2 separate regions of the Homo sapiens genome follow, and region 1 is linked to region 2. A link is a loop called in an ENCODE intact Hi-C map of the cell type or tissue named here. Cell type or tissue: heart left ventricle. All regions are shown on one strand. Links, peaks and the distances in the headings refer to the core of each region. The heading gives the core; the rest is flanking DNA. Region 1 overlaps MSI2 (musashi RNA binding protein 2). Region 2 overlaps MSI2 (musashi RNA binding protein 2).

Region 1 (2,906 bases), core at 190-2,689, 100 kb after region 2:
AGGCAGAAGAATCACTTGAACTTAGGAGGTGGAGGTTGCAATGAGCTGAGATTGTGCCACTGCACTTCAGCCTGGAAGACAGAGCAAGACTGTCTCCAAACAAAAACAAAAACAAAAACAAAAACAAAAAAACAACAAAAAAACAGTACACAAAGTCATATTCCCACAAAGAGTAACAGCATGGGGCAGGCACTGGGCAGAAGAAAGGACTTAGGTTTCAGGTAGTGATTCTCAACCAGGGGCAATTTTGCTTTCCAGGGGACCTTGGCAATGTCTGAAGACATTTTTGATTGTCATGACTGGGGGTGGGGGATGCTATTGGCAGGTAGTGAGTAAAGGCCAGAGATGCTGCGCAACTTCCTACAATGCACAGGACAGTGCCCACGACAAAGAATCATCTGGCCCCCAACGTCAGTAGTGCTGAGGTGGAGGAGCCCTGGCTTGGAGCCTGGTCTGCATGAGTTGAACAGCTCTGCCACTTACAAGCTCTGTCATTTTGTGGGGGATGTTCGACTTCACCGGGACTCAGCTTCCAGATGGGTACAATGAAAATTATTATAACTACCTTGCAGAAGGATTAAATGAGATGCTGAATAAATGAGCACGTCTAGACCCAACTGCTATGAATACCAGTGCACATCTAGAGGCCCCAGGAAACAGTACCGGTGGCCCATTTTTAAGAGGAGAGAGGGAGGAAAAAGCCCTGGGTGCTGCAGATCAGCAAATACCCCCAACTTCGCGTGAGAGTTCCTATATCCCCTCATCTGCCTCCGTCCTGAACTCTGTCCCCTGAAGCAAATTCATTCAAGAAACATCTTCCCCATAAAGAAGAGGAGGGAGAAGGAAAAACAAAACCGAAAAAAACAGCAAAATCATAATAAGTCTGGGTCAGCTCCCATCAGCTGGTTGTGATCAAAACCACATTCATATTCAGTCTGCTGGGGCTAAGCGGAAGGCTGCAGACCATCTCAGGAATGTGAGTTCCCAGCCACTGGCCACCTTCCCCTGCAAACTTTACAAAGAGCTGCTTGCAGAGGGTCAGGGAGCAGGCACTCTCCCCTCACCATCCCTCGGCACCTGTCCAGACAAGGTGGGTAGTAGCTGGATTCCAGGGGCAACCAAACATCCTCTGTTCTCGAAGAGCCCCATCCTCCTGCACTTCAGTGGTGAGAGGAAGGTTCCGGAAGAGAGGCCAGTGCATAGCTTCTGCCCATACCCTCCCCACAGAAACAATTAAGTAGCTCAGGCTGTGGCTGCCAAGTTTCTCTGTCCAATTTGGTAGATATTTTAATAGAGGAGGAGAATTCCCAGAGGCCCCCCGACGGAAATGCCCCATGTCAGGGAATGTTTGTTTTCATTTCTTTTTGCCGTCAATGAATTCTACTCATGGCAAAGGCTCTGGGCTGGATCAGATCCACACAGAAGCTAACTAGAAGCATTTGTGCCTTGAAATAAATCTCTCTTTGGGGAATGAGTTATATATACATCCGTGTGGGGGGACCTATGCACACATACTCACACACGCATATATATTATGCATTACAGACAAAATACATGGGCAAATCCCCAAGCAGGCAGCCCCGAGCTTCTGGGAGGGAAGGTGATCCGCCTGTTAGCTTCAAAGGACATTTAAAGAAAAGTGGAAGGCCAGGCGCGGTGGCTCACGCCAGCAATCCCACTTTGGGAGGCTGAGGCGGGCAGATCACCTGAGGTCAGAAGTTCAAGACCAGCCTGGCCAACATGGTGAAACCCCGTCTCTACTAAAAGTACAAAAATTAGCTAGACATGGTGTCAGGCGCCTGTAATCCCAGCTACTCAGGAGGCTGAGGCAGGGGAATCACTTGAACCCGGGAGGCAGAGGTTGCAGTGAGCCGAGATGACACCATTGCACTCCAGCCTGGGCGACAAGAGCAAGGCTCCATCCAAAAAAAAAAAAAGAAAGAAAAGAAAAGTGGCTTGTTGGGAAAACTCAATGATGGATAGTGTGCCCTGTGAGTAGGGAAAAGGTTCAGGAAAGCAGAACTTGCTGCAGGGTAGAAGGTAGCTCCGTGTGACGGGACAAATAACAACAGCCACCACCACATAGTGTTTACGACGTACCAGGATCCACGCTGAGTGTTTCACACAGCGCACAGCAACGCAATAACAACAGCTATTATTATTACCACTAGTATCATCCCCATATTACAGATGAGCAAAATAAAGCTCAGAAACATTAAGGGGCTTGCTCAAGGTCATGAGGCCAGTTGGCAGCAGAGCTAGGATTCGAGCCCAGATGGGGTTGGCCCCAAAGGAAGTCCCCAGTCTCTAGGACACTGGCCCCCTCCCTTCCCATCACCTTCAATTAGGGGTCAGAAGGCATTGCCCCTCCCCCTGCCTACTATGGCTAGGTTTTTTGTCTTCTGGGACCCCCCAGTCACTACTCCTTCACTAAGGGGATCTGATCTGCAGGGCTCCTCCCCAGAAGAGCCCTTAGGGAAAGCAGGCAGGGCCACAGCCCCTGAGCTCGCCCTGCCCCCTGCCACAAGGAGGCCGGTCCCTGGACTGAGCATAGGTGTGCCTGCCAGGCAGTCCATGAACCAGCTCTCACTCTGAGTGTTCGTGAGTTGACTTTAGAAGCCTTCTTTTGTGAGATGATAATCCCCTCCTAATTTGTCTTTCATAGGCATCCATTATTTCGGCTCTCAACCTTGCTTAAAGCAAGGCCCACTCACAGGCAGGAACCGGCAGCAACTCCAACACCCTGCTGAGCCTCTCACCCTCGCCCCCTGTGTCAGCAAGGGCACGCCCACCCACAGCAAGAGAGAAGCTGCATCTCAGCTCTGCCGTCCTCAGCCCCTCTGCTCCTCAAAATCTAGAGGACAAGCTCCTCAGGCAGGAAGCCTCTGAGTGAGAAAGGAGCCAGG
Region 2 (2,906 bases), core at 270-2,769:
CACCAGAGCCTCCTTTTCCAATTTTTTTTTTTTTTTTTTTTTTTTTTTGAGACGGAGTCTCGCTCTGTCGCCCAGGCTGGAGTGCAGTGGCACAATCTTGGCTCACTGCAAGCTCCGCCTCCTGGATTCACGCCATTCTCCTGCCTCAGCCTCCCGAGTAGCTGGGACTACAGGCGCCTGCCACCAGGCCCGGCTAATTTTTTGTATTTTTAATAGAGGCGGGGTTTCACCGTGTTAGCCAGGATGGTCTCGATCTCCTGACCTCGTGATCCACCCGCCTCAGCCTCCCAAAGTGCTGGGATTACAGGCCTGAGCCACCGCGCCCGGCTCCTTTTCCAATTTCTACCCAGAGCCTGGGCCAGGGGGAGTGGAATCTGCTTAGCTGAAGGTCTGAGGTGCAGGGGAGTAAGAGGACAGTGAGAAGAAAGAGCAGAAAGGAAGTCAATCCCGGGGTCCTCAGGCCTGGCCAAACAAAGCCATCTGCCTTGTCTGGAAAAGCTCATTTGCAAAGGCTTTGGTGAAAGTTCACATTTCTCCAGGCTGCGGCAGCTTGGAAGAGCCATGCAGCGACTGAAAGGTCAAACAGGAGATGCGCAGCACTCCACTCCCATTGAGCCGCCACCTAGAGCGGTGTCAAATGTGGTTTTGCCACTTCCACCGACAAGATAGGACGTTTGAGCATCTAGGGCAAATGATGCCACAGAAACTATAAGCCAGGCAAAACCCTGGATCTCCCAATCACTTTCTCTCCAGGAATAAGCTTCAGTGTCCATGGGCTGCTTGTGGAGGGGATGGGACCAGCCAGAACAGGGATCTGCTCCAGCCGGGGGGTGGCGGGGGGAGGGAGTTAAAAAAGAGAATGCGGCCGGGCACAGTGGCTCACGCCTGTAATTCCAGCACTTTGGGAGGCCAAGGTGGGCGGATCACGAGGTCAGGAGATTGAGACCATCCTGGCTAACACAGTGAAACCCCATCTCTACTAAAAACACAAAAAATTAGCCGGGCGTGGTGGTGGGCACCTGCAGTCCCAGCTGCTTGGGAGGCTGAGGCAGCAGAATGGCGTGAACCCGGGAGGCGGAGCTTGCAGTGAGCTGAGATCGTGCCACTGCACTCCAGCCTGGGCGACAGAGCGAGACTCCGTCTCAAAAAAAAAAAAAAAAAAAAGAGAGAGAGAGAATGCAGAATTTGTGTCTTTGAAGGCTGGCAGAGCCATCTGTCCTGCTCATCTCTTAAGACTGATGAAACCGAAGCTCCACAGTAGTTGGTAGAAGATAGATGGCAAAAGCTAGGACAGAACCCACACTCAGAGAGAGACCCTTGCCCTACAAAGGGTCACCTACTGCTGCGCCTAAAGGCTGTGCCCCATATGACACATCCAGCCTGGCACACATGCCAGCCTGACACATCCAGGCTGGAAACCTTCTAGGAGAGACTGGGGGTGGCCACCAGAGGCTCAACCATGGGGACACAGGACCCAGAATTGCATCCTTGACCTGGGCTCTGTGGACTGGCCCATGGGCTGGCTTCTCCGCCCTGCCCCGCCCATGCACCATCCTTCTGAAGGAAGACATCCCCATCCAATGGCCTGTGCTACAGACTCATGAGGGCCTTTGCACTCTGGTTCTTAGCTCCTGGTTTTCTGCCAACCAGAGGTATAATGGACTTTCTTATTTTATTTCATTGGCTTGTAAAGGAACATAACCAAATAGTGACGAGAGAGAAGCTGGCAGTGGTGGAGGCCTCAGCAAAGGCTGGAGAAAAGCCAGGAGTTAAGTAATGCCTTGGCCATTAGCTTTCCCCAGAGGAGCAGCGGCATTGCTGGGGCTAGGATGGAGGATATGAGGGGTGGGGCTGGGGAGACACAGATGTGCAGGGGCTGGAGTTCCTTTCCCAACCTGGGACTGACAAATCCTAGCCCAGGGAGGGAGGGGTAGAGCTACCTCCTGACTTGTTCTCCTCTAGGATGAGCCATATTCCTTTCCCCGCCTGGCTTTTCCTTCTTATTAGGTTGTCATCATTATCGTCACAACCACCACCACGTACTTGGCTTATAAGTCCTACTCAACCCCTTCATATGATGATATCTAATCCTTCTAGCCTGCCCTCGCCCTCAAGGCAAGTAATGTTATCCCAGTTAGACAAATGAGGAATCAGATGCTCAGCAAAGTCAAGTCACTGTCCATGCCCTCCTTCCATCAGGGAGTCGCTGAGCTGGGATGTAAGCCCAGGTCTGTCTGTCCCTAAAGCCTGTCACTCCTCCATCAGCCCCTGGAAGATCAACCAAAATAAATGGAAGGCTTAGTGTTAACACAGCCCTGGATAAGCTGCCATATAATAGAGGCCAATGGCTGGTCGGTTATCCTTGCTGATAAATGTGGTGGCCCAGGAACTCAGCAGGTCTGGAGTGATGGGGGTTGATCCCCAGCCTCACTCTATGGGCTCTATCACCCTGAGCAACTCAGGTGACCTCAACAGGCTCAGCTTCCTCATTGAGGGCAGAGATTTCAGCCTGGGTGGTTCACTGCTGAATTCCCTGTGCCTAGAACTTATTCTCAATAAAAATTTGTCAAATGAATGAATGAATCTGAAAAATGGAAATCCCAGTAACAGCCTCCCCACCTGGTTTATTAATGAGTGATAATGTAGGAGGGCACTTGGCACAGAGCACGACACATCCTAAGGGATCAATAAGCAGAAGTTGCTGGTCATTAATACTATTATTACATATTATTATAACGCTATTATTGCTTTTCAAGGTCATTATAGGGATCAATGCATTTGGGAAATATAAATGTAAGGCAATATCTTTACAATAACTAGTAACCAATGCTGACAAATAAGGGCAGACACTGACAAGTGGTCCCCATGAACACCGTACCGCCCACCACAGAGGCATTCTAGGAGAC

The links. A loop is a pair of places that touch in the nucleus more often than their neighbours do. Peaks named below come from ENCODE experiments on the same cell type or tissue, not always from the same donor. Only the 100,000 strongest peaks of a DNase experiment are listed, where the experiment ranks them.
Region 1: it touches region 2 in a loop (1.8-fold over the local background); 1 of 110 quality-filtered maps calls a loop at or near these places.

Annotation. Positions count from the first base shown.
Region 1 is chr17:57,471,929-57,474,834 of GRCh38, reverse strand. All of the region lies in intron 6 of MSI2 (musashi RNA binding protein 2), which reads right to left. Among named protein-coding and RNA genes, the nearest start is that of MSI2-AS1, 140 kb to the left of the region's middle. RefSeq lists enhancers at 2,026-2,889, 2,890-2,906. In heart left ventricle, for the core only: no CTCF peak of the experiment used is centred there; a DNase peak (open chromatin) is centred at 1,306; H3K4me3 peaks cover 299 bases; H3K27ac peaks cover 1,265 bases.
Region 2 is chr17:57,573,087-57,575,992 of GRCh38, reverse strand. All of the region lies in intron 7 of MSI2 (musashi RNA binding protein 2), which reads right to left. LOC107984993 (a long non-coding RNA gene) reads right to left here. Exons shown (of 2, transcript XR_001752947.3): 2 at 1,165-2,906. Among named protein-coding and RNA genes, the nearest start is that of MSI2-AS1, 34 kb to the left of the region's middle. In heart left ventricle, for the core only: no CTCF peak of the experiment used is centred there; a DNase peak (open chromatin) is centred at 1,814; H3K27ac peaks cover 1,145 bases.